Linked DNA regions of Homo sapiens: all the other regions are linked to region 2. Evidence: chromatin contacts called from ENCODE Hi-C or POLR2A ChIA-PET data. All regions are on one chromosome and are shown on one strand. Each heading gives the region's core, a stretch centred on a gene start or an enhancer-like site at or near the end of the contact. The rest is flanking DNA. Distances are from core to core; before and after follow the strand shown. Region 1 overlaps IKZF1 (IKAROS family zinc finger 1). Region 2 overlaps GRB10 (growth factor receptor bound protein 10). Region 3 overlaps COBL (cordon-bleu WH2 repeat protein). Region 4 overlaps IKZF1 (IKAROS family zinc finger 1). Region 5 has its middle 37 kb from the start of IKZF1.

Region 1 (2,700 bases), core at 16-2,515, 270 kb before region 2:
AAAAAAAGTTTCTATAGATGTTCTATTTCTATCATTGTATTGTTTTTGAGGATGTTGGCCTGTTGCCTTTGTATTTGATGAGCATTTTGACAGAGTCTATGGTCTTGGGCCACTCTTTCTTTTTCTCCCTTGAGAACTTTTTAGATTTTGCTGATGGCATTGCTTGTTGAATGTTGCTGTGGAAACATCAAGTCTAGTGTAACTGTTTCTTCTTCAAGGTGATTTGCATTTTATTCCTGAATGCCTGAGGGTTCTTTATTTAACCTTGAAGTTAAATACCCTAATTAGGATGTATCTTGGTCTATTCATTCGGAATAAAAAATTCCTGCCATTTTGTCTAGAGAGTCCCTTTTTTTTCTCTTTATTTCTGGGAAATTCTCTTTTATATAAATATGTTTTGTTCCATCTATTGTGATCTCTGTTGAGGGATACCAGTTGTCCATATGTTAGATAATTTGTCTTCCATATCTGTTAACAGTTCTTAAAGTTTTTTGTTTATTTCTTTGTCTATTTTTACATTTACTCACTGTTCTCTTGTGGTTTTCCTCTGTCAGTAATTTAATTTTTAGTAGTTCCTGTTCTATTACTTGCTATTTTTAATCCATGCATTAATTTTATAATAATATTATTTTGCTCCTTATTTTGTCTCCTGAGACCCGAAATCTCTTTTTTCCTCTTACTCTGTTGCTTTTGCATTTTATTTTGAATACTTTTAAAATTGATTCCATGTTATGAAGCAATTATGAGGCATTTCCTCTCTTGTTGGAATTAACGATTTTTTCCCCTAGGAGGGACTCTATGGTCTGTGTTTTACTTCCTTTCTTCCCCTGTATTTCTAGAAAATATTTTCCTAGTAACCCTGACATTTCTTTTCATCTTGCTTATTCTAGTTGGTCTGATATAGCTTGATTGACATTTCAGCCTTCTTCCCACTATATTTTTTTTTCCTGTGAGAGCTATTGGGTTTTCTAAATCCTGAAAGAATGCCAAAGATGGGGTTGGAGGAGTTTGGTGAGGCAAAGTGCAGCCTTTGTTAAAATACTTTTCCTTTGCTCTCTCTCCCTCATCTGAAATTTAGTTAAATACCCTAAGCCATCAGCACTGTACCTAGTTGGGGAATGCTTTCATCCCCACAGGAGATTCTCTGGGGCTTTGGGCCATCTTCCCCTTCAGTGTAGACCACAGAGGACTTTGCTTCTGTCCCAGGGAGCCCGCAGGGGCTCACTTCTCCATGTTCATCTGATTCTTGTCAGCCAAGGTTTCAAATGCTTTTCTGATCAGAACAGGGAAAAGATACCTATCTGAATCATGTCTTTATAGATATGAGGCTATGAGGGAAAATTCTGAGGTTATTCTTGACTCACACCTAAAGATTTGGAAATGAGATTAGCAGCAAAGCTTTGCCCTACATCTCATGTCAGAATTTTCTGTTTCTTTCTAGTCTTTGAGTGTATGTGTGTTCTCACACACGCCATAATGAAATGCATATTATATATAATTATGTGTATATATAATATTCTATGACTATACATGACATGTTCCTTTAGCTGATTGCTGTTAAGAGAAATTTATAGGTTTTTATTTTTCTTGTTTTGTTGGGTATTAAGGAAGAGAAATTCTATGGTAATTTTCATGTGGCACAGTAATCTGGCATATATGTTGATTTTTTTCCTACACCCATTTGTTGTGATACCAAGTTTGAAAACAACAGATTTCAGTGGTTGCTTGGGAAACCACAGAACCATGACTTGGGGAGAGACAGGATGATTAGGTGGGAAAGCACCCTTTTGGTGGGGCTGTAAAGACTTTTATATTTAGCAAAATTGGCTACAAAGTCCATTCCCCTCCTTTTCTTGCCTTGATTTGGTAGAGGGATAGACTTGGATACAAACTAGAATGGATTCATTCTTCTCTGGAGTTAGTGTAACAAGACATTTAGCTGCTCAACACAAAAACAGAAACAAAAAAATTGTGTGGTTTCAGCAGTGCTATACAATTACTTTTTCTGACCTTTAATGGAGAGAAACACCACTTCTTTGGTCCCTACCATCAGCTTCATAGGGTTTTCATCCTGTTCTGTTTCTGGGAGGGCGTAACTGGCCATGCACAAGTTTTTTTTCTCTAATCAGAGTATGTGCCACTTCTGACCACCAGTAGATGAAAACGAATGGAAACCAGGCTATTATATGATACATATCCATTACAAAATAAGACATGAAACTCAAAGGTACTTTATGGTATAATGGGGCATATATTCCTGGACAATTCTTAATGGTCACAGATTTTATAAAAGGACTATTAGTAAATGTATGAATTACAGAGTAATTTATCCTTCTGTTAGTAAGAACCAGCTGATGACCTCAGTGTCAGGTGCATCGTGGAAGGTGTTGGGACCTTCCCTTGCCACCACCCTCACCAGCCATCATCAGCCATAACCTGCACATTGGGGAAGTTTTGACTTATCCCTCACTTTTGCCCCTCTTCAAGCTGTTCTTTCCACAGTGAATGAGAAGGCCACTTCTTCCTTCAAACCTTTCAGTGGTTTCCATTTTCCTTTAGACAAAGTCTCTGCCTAGCTGGCCTCTGCCTGCCCCTCCTGCCTACCTCTCGAGCACTGCCCCCACCTAGGGCTCTGGTTCCCCAACCTTCACTCGGTCCTGCCACACCTCCCAGCCCCTTCTCCCTTCAGAACTTTCCTTC
Region 2 (2,700 bases), core at 193-2,692:
TAGGAGGCATCCCTCCCATGTGTGTGCTGTAGGAAATAGCCACAAGTGCCCCAAATGATCCTTAACCACTTCCCATTTTCTCCTTTGCCTCCTGCCACAGCCTCTCACCATCGAGTCCCTCCACTTGGGATGAGTGCCATGTGACTAGGGTCCTTCTCACAGGGATAATGGCATCCAAGAAAGAACACAACAAAGCCACTAGCTTCTAGAAAACCTATTTCTGTCAGAGCAGAATGGTCAAGCCAGCCACTCAGGAAAGGTCATACTGGACTGCTGACTGGAGCCACGTGTCTAACTAACTGAGCCCTTCTCTCACAAGCAGCAGTGGCTGCAGCTGCCATCCTCTTGGTGATACTTTTGTAGCTGCATGTGCAGACATCATTTTGAAAGCCTATTTAATGTAATCCTTTTTAGATTCGGGCCATCATCCCAGCTTGCTGAGCCCTTAGTGGACGCCAGATCCAGTGCCCATCAGGGAAAGCCCCTGGCATGCCAGGTGCAGGGAGACAATGCAGACACCATAGGAGTCACCTCGCAGGATGCCACAGCCGAAACCAGCAGGCCAGGACCTGCCTGCCAGGGTGTCTGCTTCAGCCCACACAGTGCTTACAGACACTGAAATGTGCAAAATGTGGAGAGTTCAGGTCTTCAGTGGCAATTCTGATTTCTCTCAAAGCATCCAATTTTCTGGTGACACTGGTCCCATGCTCCTGCTGGCCATGCTCGGCTGATGGGCGGTGGCTGTGGACACAGGGCCCCTCTTCCCTAGCGTGGACACCGACGCTCAGTCTTGCCTCGAGGAGCTACTTCTGCCCTGACTTCTGATGTCGCTGAGCTGACACCCTCCTCACACAGCAAACAGCCAGGATCAGAATGCAGGAACCGAGAAGGCCTTTGGGACAGCCCCCCTACAGGGTATCGTACCCACCAGCCTGAACAGTCAAATGTACCTATACACATGGCTCCCCTCAGCCTCTCAGAGCCTTCTGAACTTCACCCAGCACCTGCAGGAAGAAAATGGCACCCCACTCACCTTTCTCTCCTCTCCCAGGACCTTAAAGAAGTACAGCAGAGGGAGACAGTCACCAGGCCGTGGCGGGGGGCCAGCCCACCTGCCAGGGTCCTCTGCAGTGTGTCTGTGGGGGCAGGGGGGACAGCTCTGGTATTTACCCAGGATTGTCTGGCACCTGGCCCAAGTCCCAGGTCTCGGAGCACATCCTTCTGTGGTGCCCCTCCCTCCCGACACCCGAGGCCAGCTCCAGGCACACTGCATGGCGCTTCCTCAACTCAGAAGGCCCCGGAGGGTCTGACGCAAAGGAGGACCACTGCAGCCAGTGTCTGCCAGGGCACCAAGATCAAAGGCAGCCTCACCACAGAGACCCAGTGGCACCAACTAGACCGTGAGCCCAGCCTCTCCGGCCGGAGCATGGTGCTTGGCCTCAGGGCTCACAAGTCTTTGCTATATCAATCACCCTTACCACAACAGCCTGTCTTTTCAAATGAGTCACAAAGCAGTTAAAAATACCCTGTTGATTTTTACCACAAATATCCAGTTTCCTGAACAATGACTAATTTAATTTCACCACCTTTTAGAGGAAAGAAATTAAACACTCAGAAAGAAATTCTTATGTATTTGTATTTTTGGTAAGTCAATGACGAGGTATTATTAAACTTAAATAAATCAAACCACTGAATAAAATTAAATGCCATTTAATAAATGATGGAATCATCTCCACAGAAGCTATACCTTCCAATGAAAGTCACTCACTGCTGACAAGGAGGACTGCTGTCACCTCTAACAGACACTATGTAAAACCATACATCACGGTTCCTCTATGCACTCTCCCAGAGCAAAGGGGGATGTCTGCTCTAACATCAGTTTTTGCCTTCCGTGAGGGAATAGGTCTGTGTGCTCTCTCACTTTAATGGTGAAGCCATAGAGTACAACCTCAGGTAAACGCAAGACCAATAGACTCTGGCTTAAATATTAACAAGCCAAAACATTGCTGTTTTAAAATTCATCATCAACAACAAAATAAAACAGAAAGCCCAAGAAGTCTAGAAAGACAACTCCAAAACATCTCACACTATTTATGAGCACCCAAACACCAGTGAGGGCCCATGAGCCAGTGGCAGAGGTGCGTGGAAGTGCCTGGGTTTACTGGCTCCAGATTTCCATGCTTCCACCAAGGGTCTGACCGGCCCAGGTTTGGAACCCATAACACGTTGGACAAACTGCTCTCAGGGCTCCCCCTGGCCAAATGCTGAGCAGCTGCAGGGCGGGTGCCACCCCACGTGGGGGTAGCAACGAGCCTGGGTGGGACCAGGGAGGTGAGACCGACCCTGCACTGCTTCTGTAGAAGCACCTGGGCAGGACCCCAGACCCAGAAGAGGAAGCAGAGCCTGGGCAGGGTGAGGAAGTTGAATCCAGGGCAGGTGAAGGACAGCCAGGCAGGAAGGAATGAGTGGGCTGTCAGACGGTGACATCCCAGCACGTGGATCTCCGATCAGAAGTAGCCCCCTTTGCGCCGGTGTACGTCTCCCCCACAGCTGGAGGATCACAGGTTTGAAACTCAGCTATTCCCGCCAACCCAGATGACTCAGGCAAGCCCCATGGGTACCCTTAGCAAACTCAGCACAGCACTCAGGAAGAACCTGGCCAATGCAGGGTCACGAAGCCAGGGTGCAGTCATCGTGGAA
Region 3 (2,700 bases), core at 104-2,603, 460 kb after region 2:
ATGCTGCGATGAACATGGGTGTACAGGTATCTGTCTGAGGCCCTGCTTTCAATTATTTTGGATATATGCCCGGAAGTGAAATTGCTAGATCCTATGGGGAATTCTATTTTGGATTTTCTGAGGACCTGTCATACTGTTTTCCACAGTGGCTGCACCATTTTACACTCCCACCAACAATGCACAAGGGTTCCAATTTCTCTACATCCCCGCCAACGCATCTTTTCTTTTGTGTTTTTTCTCATAGCAGCCATCCTAATGGGTATGAGATGGTATCTCATTGTGGTTTTGATTTGCATTTCTCTTACGATTAGTGATGCTGAGCATCTTTTCATGTGCTTGCTGACTTGTATATTTTCTTTGGAGAAATGTCTATTTAAGCCCTTTGCTCATTTTTTAATTGAGTTGTTTGTTTTTTGTTGTTGAGTTGAAGGAGTTCTCCATACAACACATCCCTTATCACATACATAATTTGCAAATATCTTCTCCCATTCTGCGGGTTGCCTTTTTAATCTGTTGACTGTGTCCTTTGGTGCACAAAAGTAAAAGCTTTGCAGATACTAAAATTTTGTAAGTTTGGTTGAGGAGTAAATCAAATGTCTTTGAAGCTGAAGGTTAGTTAACCACAATGAACCCAGAGCAGTCAAGGCTGAGTTCAGAATGTAAGTTCAAGACGAGATGGTGCCTAGGAGGCTCTGCACCCAGCTTCAGTTTCCAAATCCTGAACAGTGCCTCAAAGACAGGAATTGGATCTTTTTACACTGCTGCAAATTTAAAATCCTGATTTATATTTGAAAACCCACTTTTCTGATTGTGGATTATCAAGGTGGCTGGACAGAATCATGAATATACATATAAAGTTGCAAAATGTAAAGGTGAGAGAAATAATGAACTCACTCTTCCAGCAGTTTCCCTTCATAGTGAAAAACATACTGACTGTTGACGTGACTGACAGGCAAAACCAAAGTGACAAAGTATGACGAAGTACAAGGATAAGAACAGCATACTTAAATGATGGATATTTGAACAGCATAACTCTCTAACACAAAGCCAGCTTCCCACTTCCTCCATGTTGCTAAACTGTCAACGTGCAGGAGAGTGGCGAGCTCACCTTTCATTTTGATTTTATCACAGAGAGCTCCCATACAATGTCACACTCTAGTGAGTGTTAAAAATACTTAAGACTCTAATCTCCTTCAAACAACACTTGCTTCTTTAGCCACAAGTGTCAGAGAGGAAACGATCCACAAACAAAAGGTAGACGTTAAGCAACTAAAATAGCTCCAGCTTCCTTTCTCTGCACACTGGCGTTAGCTGCCCGGCTATTTCCACCAAGGAGGATCCTTGCAGCCTGGCTGTTTTCACAGGCTCTGCAGTGGGAGGTGCCACAGGTTCCCAGGGATGTTTGTGTCGGACAGGAACTCGGCTTCCTTTGTGCCTCTGAACACAATGCTGTCCTCATCTTCACCATCTCCAGGATGGGAGGAGGCAGCTGGACGCCAGAGATGATCTCTGCAGCACTTCTATTTCCCCAGTATTTTTAGAAAGGTTGTTTTGTACCATCATAAGTGTTGTTTTTTCGTCTCCACATTGTAGAATATAAATACAACCTATACTTGGCTGTTTATTACAAAATGCATTAGTATCAATTCAGTTATTTAGCTCTTTGCTAGTTTTGTTAATTTACTAAAATGGCAGATATGCTTTACATCTGGCACATTTAACATTTAAATGTCAGGCCAGGCACAGTGGCTCACACCTGTAATCCCAGCCCTTTGGGAAGCCGAGGTTGGTGGATCACCTGAGGTCAGGAGTTCGAGACCAGCCTGTGCAACATGGCAAAACCCTGTCTCTACTACAAACACAAAAATTAGCAGGGCATGGTGGCGCATGGCTATAATCCCAGCGACTCAGGAGGCTGATGCAGGAGAATCGCTTGAACCCAGGAGGAGGAGGCTGCAGTAGGCTGAGATCGCACCACTGACTGCACTCCAGCCTGGGCGACAGAGCGAGACTCCATCTCAAAAAAAAAAAAAAAATTGAATGACATAATTATTTTTGTAAAATGTAGACTCAAAGACAGTTTAGTTAGGCCTGAAAGAATCCTACTTGTTTTATTTGTTGTCCCTATCAAGACTTTTAAAGTCTCATAACATACTGTATGAGCAGACAGACAGATTTTTGGAAGTTGGGTAAAGCCAAAACAAAAGGAAGCATCTCAAAAAACAGGCAGATATCCGTATCTGAGCAAAACTGACAGATATATTTACAATGTATTTGGCTATGCCTACAGTAATGGCTTGGCAGTTCATGCCTTTTAACATGAATTTGACATGGGTTCCAGACTTCTTGAGTTTATGTATATTTGGAGCTGGCTAGCCTGATGAAGTTAACCCCATTTACTAAGTAGTTCCATCAAGGGAACAGAGTTCTACAGAACAAGAGCCTTGTATCCCTTGTCGCTAACTTGCCAGTTTTGCTTAATTTTTTTGACAAGAGGCCATGTGTGGAGGTGAACCAATTCTTTCATTTTCTGCCAGGATGTTTCAACTGCAGTAGGACTTTCTGCACAAGCAGAACAGGCTGCTGAGAAAGAGCACCATGAACAGACAGTGCTAAGAAAACACTCCAGTGAAAAATTCAAGGAGGCTGTGAATGATGGAGCAGGGGTACATTTTTCCTTCAAGAAGATGCATACAATTG
Region 4 (2,700 bases), core at 124-2,623, 330 kb before region 2:
GGGATGTGTGGTGTATGGTGTATATATGTGTATAGGATATATGGTGTGTATGTGTGGTGTGTGTGCAAGTAATATGTATATGTGTGCAGGATATGTGGAGTGTGGTGTATATGTGTGTATTGGATGTGTGGTGTGTATGTGTAGTGTGTGTGGTGTGCATGTGTGCATGGGATGTGTGGTGTGTATGGGATATATGGTGTGTGGTGTGTATATGTTTATGGGATGTGTGGTATGTATGTGTGATGTGTATGTGTATGGGATATATGATGTGTATGGGATGTGTGGTGTGTGGTGTGGATATGTATATGGGATGTATGGTGTGTATGTGTGTGAGATGTGTGGTGTGTATATGTGTTGTGTGTGAGATGTGTGGTGTGTATATGTGTTGTGTATGTGTATGGGATGTGTGGTATGTGGTGTGTATGTGTGTATGGGAGGTGTGTTGTGTATGTGTGTGTGGGATGTGTGGTGTGTGGTGTGTATGTGTGTATGGGATGTGTGGTGTGTATGTGTGGTGTGTATGTGTGTATGGGATGTGTGGTGTGTGTGTGGTGTGTATGTGTGTATGGGATGTGTAGTGTGTATGTGTGGTGTGTATGTGTGTATGGGATGTGTGGTGTGTGGTGCATAGTGTGTATGTGTGTATGGGATGTGTGGTGTGTGGTGTGTATGTGTGTTGTATGTGTATGGGATGTGTAGTGTGTATGTGTGTTATATGTGTATGGGATGTGTGGTGTGTATGGGATGTATGGTGTGTATGTGTGTATGGGAAGCGTGGTATGTGGTGTGTATATGTTTATGGGATGTGTGCTGTGTATATGTTTATGGGATGTGTGGTGTGTATGTGTGTATGGGATGTGTGGTGTGTCTGTGGTGTATGTGTGCACATGCATGTGGCAGCTGAGCCACTGGGGTGTTTGCTGTGCCTGGGAGCAGGCCATGTGGGTAGGTAGGCCTGGCTCTATTGATTCCTAGCTGTTGGCCCTGGCAGGTGGCTCTGCTGTTCCTTCATTGTGAGGTGAGGGCGCCCCCTCACCCGATCCTGGCTGTCATGTCTGTGAAGCCTGACCCAGCAGGGCACAGCATAGAGGGCTGTCCAGAGCAGCTGCACTGATATCATCATCATCTGCATTTTGGCCTGCTCCATGTCTGACATTCCTGTTAAGCAGGTGGCTTTAGGGAGAAGCATTGACACACTGACCCCTACAAAAAGCTTACAGTTCCTCAGTGATAAAACACAGGGTGCAGCCCGTGGCCAGGCTGGGTCCCCGGAGAAGACTCAGTTGGCAAACGCCATGTGGTTGCCACAGCTGGAAGCACTGGGGGAGGAGGAGCCCTGCCTGGCCCCGGCGGGGGCAGGGGGAGGGTGCAGGGGGAGGGTGCAGAGGGAGGGGATGAGTCATTTTGCCACAGGCACGCATGTGCTGGTGAAGGGGCGTGCGTGGGGACCATGGGTCACATCTCGGCTGTCCCCTTCTTTAGGAAGGGGTGGAGGTGGCAGGAGTGGGGCGGGTTGCAGGCTCAGAGGCACAGGAGGCCCGCACTCGCTCTGAGGCTGAGGAATAAAGGGTGTGGTGCTGGAAAGGGAACCCTCAAACCTGCTGACCTGGGAATAGCCCTTCAGGGGGCCTGTCAGATAGCTCGCCCTTGGGACAGGCGGTGGCGAGAGGCCAGGAGGCCTTTGGTGCAGGAGGGGAAGAAAGGCAGGGAGGGGCGTCTCAGAGGGCAGAGAAGGGCATCTCAGCAGCCCCGTGGTGTTTGCCCCTTTGAGGCGGTTCCATCCGTTGGCTGCATTGTCCACTTCGGTGACTGGGGCCACAGTGATTCTGCTGAATGCAATGGGAACTGTACCCAGAGTAGGGGTTCGCATGAGACCAAGGGATGGTGTCTAGCCACGGAACAGTCTGGAAGGTAGGGATGTAAGTCATAGGGCAAGTTCCATCTGTGGGACACTATCAGCTCAGGAGGGACAGCCAACAAAACAGCAGGACCACAGGGGCCCTGGGGAGTAAATGCCTTTAATTGTCTAAGAGAGGAGCAAAGAAGGAGACAGAGTGAGTTGTGTGATTCGGGTAAAATTTCTAGAAAGAAACATGGCGAGAGGAGTTGCTGGGGACAGGATAATGCCCTAGAAAGAGGTGTCTGGGGGTTGGCGGTGGGTTTCCCACAAGCGGCTCGGTAGGATTGGGGCAAAACCAACCATGTGAGAGGGACCGGGAGCGGCACAGGAGAGGAGGCAGCAGCTGTGGGCTGTCAGGCATCAGGAACCAAGGGAAGAAAGAAGACAAGGAGCTGGTTGGGGTCGGGGGTCACAGGACTAGGGGATGGTATTTACAGGGTAGTCTTTTTAGGAGAATGTTTAAATGTGATTGAAGTCCAGTAAGTGGGAGCTAGCAGAATAGAAAGGATTAAAATCTAACTAGCAGCCCCAGGGTAGGCCGGCGTGAGTCACCTATGAGCTGGGCCTGGGCCTGGACTATCCCCTAGGTTTCCTCTTGGCGCTCTTCTCCCTTCCCTCAGGGCTCTGTGCAGTGGTCTCCACACAGAGAGGTCTTCCTGGACACATGCCCTAAGATAGCGTTCTCAGCACTGTTGCTCCTTGCCCTGCCTTATAGCAGCAACGTCACCACTCGTAGATGAAGGACTCAGCTCTGATTTGCTCCCTGCGTGATCCCCAGTACCTGGGCATCCCCCAGCCTA
Region 5 (2,700 bases), core at 28-2,527, 400 kb before region 2:
CCAGTATGTCAGCTTGGATAAGTGCTTCAGAGGGGGTGAATGACACTTTACACTTTGAAATCAGGAGTGTCTGTTCTCAGGCTGACCCAGAGCCGCAAGGCCACCTGTGGCACCCCTTCTCCATGCCCAGGTGACTCTTCTGAGCTGTCTCTACCCCAGGCACTTCTGCAGTCCTGCCCCTCCACCTTCATTGCCTTGGCTTGTCCTAATTAAAATTTGTAATTTAAAAAAAAAAGAAAAATCAAAAGCTGGTAATCGCGAGCCTTCCTTGTAAAAAACACAGCTTATTTCTATCATTAGCAACCTGTGCTGCAACAGAGCCCCTGACACGTGCATTTCAGGAGCAATTAGGAATCGCTGGCTGCATTTACATAACATTAAAATCACTGTCTACATATGCAAAATAAAATGAATCTCTTCCCATTGCTCCCACAGGCACTGGCCTGAGATAGATTTCTATCTGTTTTTGCATTTTAGCCACATGGATTTATTTGATCTGCCCATTATTTGCTTTCCTGGTAACGGGAGGTTTCCCTCCACTCTAACTGCCTGGCCAGGAGCAGCAGGCTGGGCACACCCGCGCCAAACCACTCGGGAAGAGGGGGTGAGGCGGGGCCGCGGCCTATCTCATCTCCCCTCCCCAGCATGCCTTGCAGCTGCAGGAAGCCACCCACCCATATTTCAGAAACCACAGGCTCCTGTGGGTTCCGAGAGCCTCTGTCCTGGGTGTGCTTTGAAACATGCACACAGTTTAATGTCTTGTTAGTCACCTTCTTTTACATTGCTCAACTGGAACTGGGAAGGAGCACCAATTACTGTGAACCATGCATGGTTTGATCTTCAGTCTTCCCCTTCCCTCAAGAGCAGCCATTCTGGTAGCAATGCCCCACTGCTGCATGATAGAGTTCTAGCTCAGCTGGTGTGTAGAAAGGAGGAGGCTGTTTCTTGTTATGAACACCTTCCCACCACACAACAACGAGCTCTAAGCAAAACCAAGATGTTTTTAGCTGCCACCTGTCATATCAGAACCCAGGATGCTTCACTATGGAATGAGGAAGAAAAGCCCACCTAGTTGGAACCACGATTGAGAGTTGCTTCTCCCCTACTCCTGTGCCCCTGCAGTCTCTCTTTCCATCCAGAGCCCCTCTTCCCTCTCTCACCTGCCTACTCCCTTATTTTAGACTCAGCCCAGGGCCTGAAATGCACACTTTCCCCTCGAGCTTCTTCAGGACTTTCCTCTGGCTCCCGAGGCCCCTGCATTTCACTGCTGTAGCTTGTGGTCTGAGCCCCTGGGGGACAGAGCAATGTCTATCCCCCATCCCTGGAGCTCAGCAAAGAGTCTGGCTGCAGGAGGCACTCAGAAGATGCTCCTCAGCTTGAAGTCAAGAAGACTCTGGTTTGCCTAGCTGAGGCCTACCTGGTTGCAGAACAGTTAAAGAAGGAATATGCTAGATCAGAGGTAGCCAGCCAAGGCCAGCAGTAGACTCTGCAGCTGACACCTTTAGGCCTGCCTGAGGCTGCAGTGAGCACCTCAGCTGACCACATTCAGCCTTCCTGACTGCAAGACTGGAGAGGCCAGCATGCCTTTGCAGCTGCAACTCCAGAGCCAATCAATCAATTGCCCAGGGTAGGAACCCCTCCCAAGGCAGTGCCCTCCAGTTTATGAGGCCTCTGCACTCTGTGACTTCTCCATCCTCACAATGCCCTGTTACATGGGCAGTGATTAGCCACAATGCACAGATGAGGAAACTGAGGTTCAGAGAGGTTACACCACTTTTTCAAGATCACATAACTCATAAAGACCAAACATATGAACCTACAAATGTTGATAAATCCAAGTCACTGTGTTTTTGGTTGTTTTCTTTTCCCTAGCCACCCACTAAGCCTGGTGACAGGAGCAGCTTCATGGGCCTGCGAGCAGTGCAGTCTCTCAGGGTTTTACAGTTAATGCTCTGTGGTTGCAGTCTTGAAACTGTGAATAAATTTACCTTGAATTTGTGTTTTGTCCGTAAAGTCTGACGAAGCAATGGAGCATGCATTGGGGACTCGGAGACTCTGCTCATGTGGGGCTCCCTTCCAGGTGCCTCCCCCTCCCAGGGATGGGTTCTCAGCTACCTGCCCAAGCAACCCCCAGCAACCACTGCCATCTGCTGGGAGGGGACCTGAGCCTGTGCATGGGAATGGTTGGGCCTACACAGTTGTGAACAGGGCCCTGGGTACCTGTGAGTGTCTGCAATCTCCCCATGAGTATTCCTGTGTCCAAGGGATGTGACATTAAATAGCAAGTAAAAAACACCATGACAAGAGAGAGACCCAGAAAGAAGGAAGAAATGTTTTTCCTGCCATTTGAGCAAGGGACCCCCTAATTTCAGTTTGCACTGGGCCCTACAAATTATGTAGCAGCCCTGTCTGGCAGAGGTGTGCCAGGTAACCCTATGTGTCCACTACCTTGCAAGATGGATGGTGGGCAATTGGCCCTTCCAGTGCCCCATAGGGCCTAGTATCTTAGATTGTAGTTATTCTTAAGGAATAGGATGAAAGGAGGAACAGCAGCAAAATGCCACCTTCATGACGTGCTCCAGAGACTGACCTCCTTCCACCTCTCTCTCAAAATTCATGCTCTGCTAAGCCAAGGGCCTCATTGGCCAACAAGTTGAGTTCAGGCCACCTCCTGCTCAAAGGAGAGGATAAAAAGTATTG

Evidence for each region. A loop is a pair of places that touch in the nucleus more often than their neighbours do. ChIA-PET counts read pairs that join two places held with the same protein, here RNA polymerase II (POLR2A). Pooled maps may share reads with other maps.
Region 1: a pooled map shows a loop between it and region 2 (4-fold over the local background). The contact joins two enhancer-like sites. A Hi-C loop is called at or near these places in 1 of 168 maps with a recorded cell type or tissue (naive thymus-derived CD4-positive, alpha-beta T cell) and 8 of 50 pooled maps. POLR2A ChIA-PET finds 5 or more read pairs at or near these places in 1 of 52 experiments (A549).
Region 3: a pooled map shows a loop between it and region 2 (10-fold over the local background). The contact joins two enhancer-like sites. A Hi-C loop is called at or near these places in 8 of 50 pooled maps. POLR2A ChIA-PET finds 5 or more read pairs at or near these places in 2 of 52 experiments (K562 and activated CD8-positive, alpha-beta T cell).
Region 4: a loop to region 2 is called in a map with no recorded cell type, with 4 times the contacts of the local background. The contact joins two enhancer-like sites. A Hi-C loop is called at or near these places in 6 of 37 single-sample maps with no recorded cell type and 9 of 50 pooled maps. POLR2A ChIA-PET finds 5 or more read pairs at or near these places in 1 of 52 experiments (activated T-cell).
Region 5: a loop to region 2 is called in a map with no recorded cell type, with 11 times the contacts of the local background. The contact joins two enhancer-like sites. A Hi-C loop is called at or near these places in 20 of 37 single-sample maps with no recorded cell type and 11 of 50 pooled maps.

What each region holds. Positions count from the first base shown.
Region 1 is chr7:50,395,751-50,398,450 of GRCh38, forward strand. The region is part of intron 7 of IKZF1 (IKAROS family zinc finger 1); the gene reads left to right. Among named protein-coding and RNA genes, the nearest start is that of FIGNL1, 53 kb to the right of the region's middle. Within about 2 kb of position 1,266, at least 5 of the 41 ENCODE cell types and tissues checked have a DNase peak (open chromatin) inside an H3K27ac peak, as active enhancers do.
Region 2 is chr7:50,663,334-50,666,033 of GRCh38, forward strand. The region is part of intron 7 of GRB10 (growth factor receptor bound protein 10); the gene reads right to left. Among named protein-coding and RNA genes, the nearest start is that of DDC, 99 kb to the left of the region's middle. RefSeq lists an enhancer at 1-15. Within about 2 kb of position 1,443, at least 12 of the 41 ENCODE cell types and tissues checked have a DNase peak (open chromatin) inside an H3K27ac peak, as active enhancers do.
Region 3 is chr7:51,120,963-51,123,662 of GRCh38, forward strand. All of the region lies in intron 6 of COBL (cordon-bleu WH2 repeat protein), which reads right to left. Among named protein-coding and RNA genes, the nearest start is that of COBL, 190 kb to the right of the region's middle. Within about 2 kb of position 1,354, at least 9 of the 41 ENCODE cell types and tissues checked have a DNase peak (open chromatin) inside an H3K27ac peak, as active enhancers do.
Region 4 is chr7:50,334,903-50,337,602 of GRCh38, forward strand. The region is part of intron 3 of IKZF1 (IKAROS family zinc finger 1); the gene reads left to right. Among named protein-coding and RNA genes, the nearest start is that of IKZF1, 32 kb to the left of the region's middle. Within about 2 kb of position 1,374, at least 10 of the 41 ENCODE cell types and tissues checked have a DNase peak (open chromatin) inside an H3K27ac peak, as active enhancers do.
Region 5 is chr7:50,266,359-50,269,058 of GRCh38, forward strand. No RefSeq gene overlaps it. Among named protein-coding and RNA genes, the nearest start is that of IKZF1, 37 kb to the right of the region's middle. RefSeq lists an enhancer at 709-808. Within about 2 kb of position 1,278, at least 8 of the 41 ENCODE cell types and tissues checked have a DNase peak (open chromatin) inside an H3K27ac peak, as active enhancers do.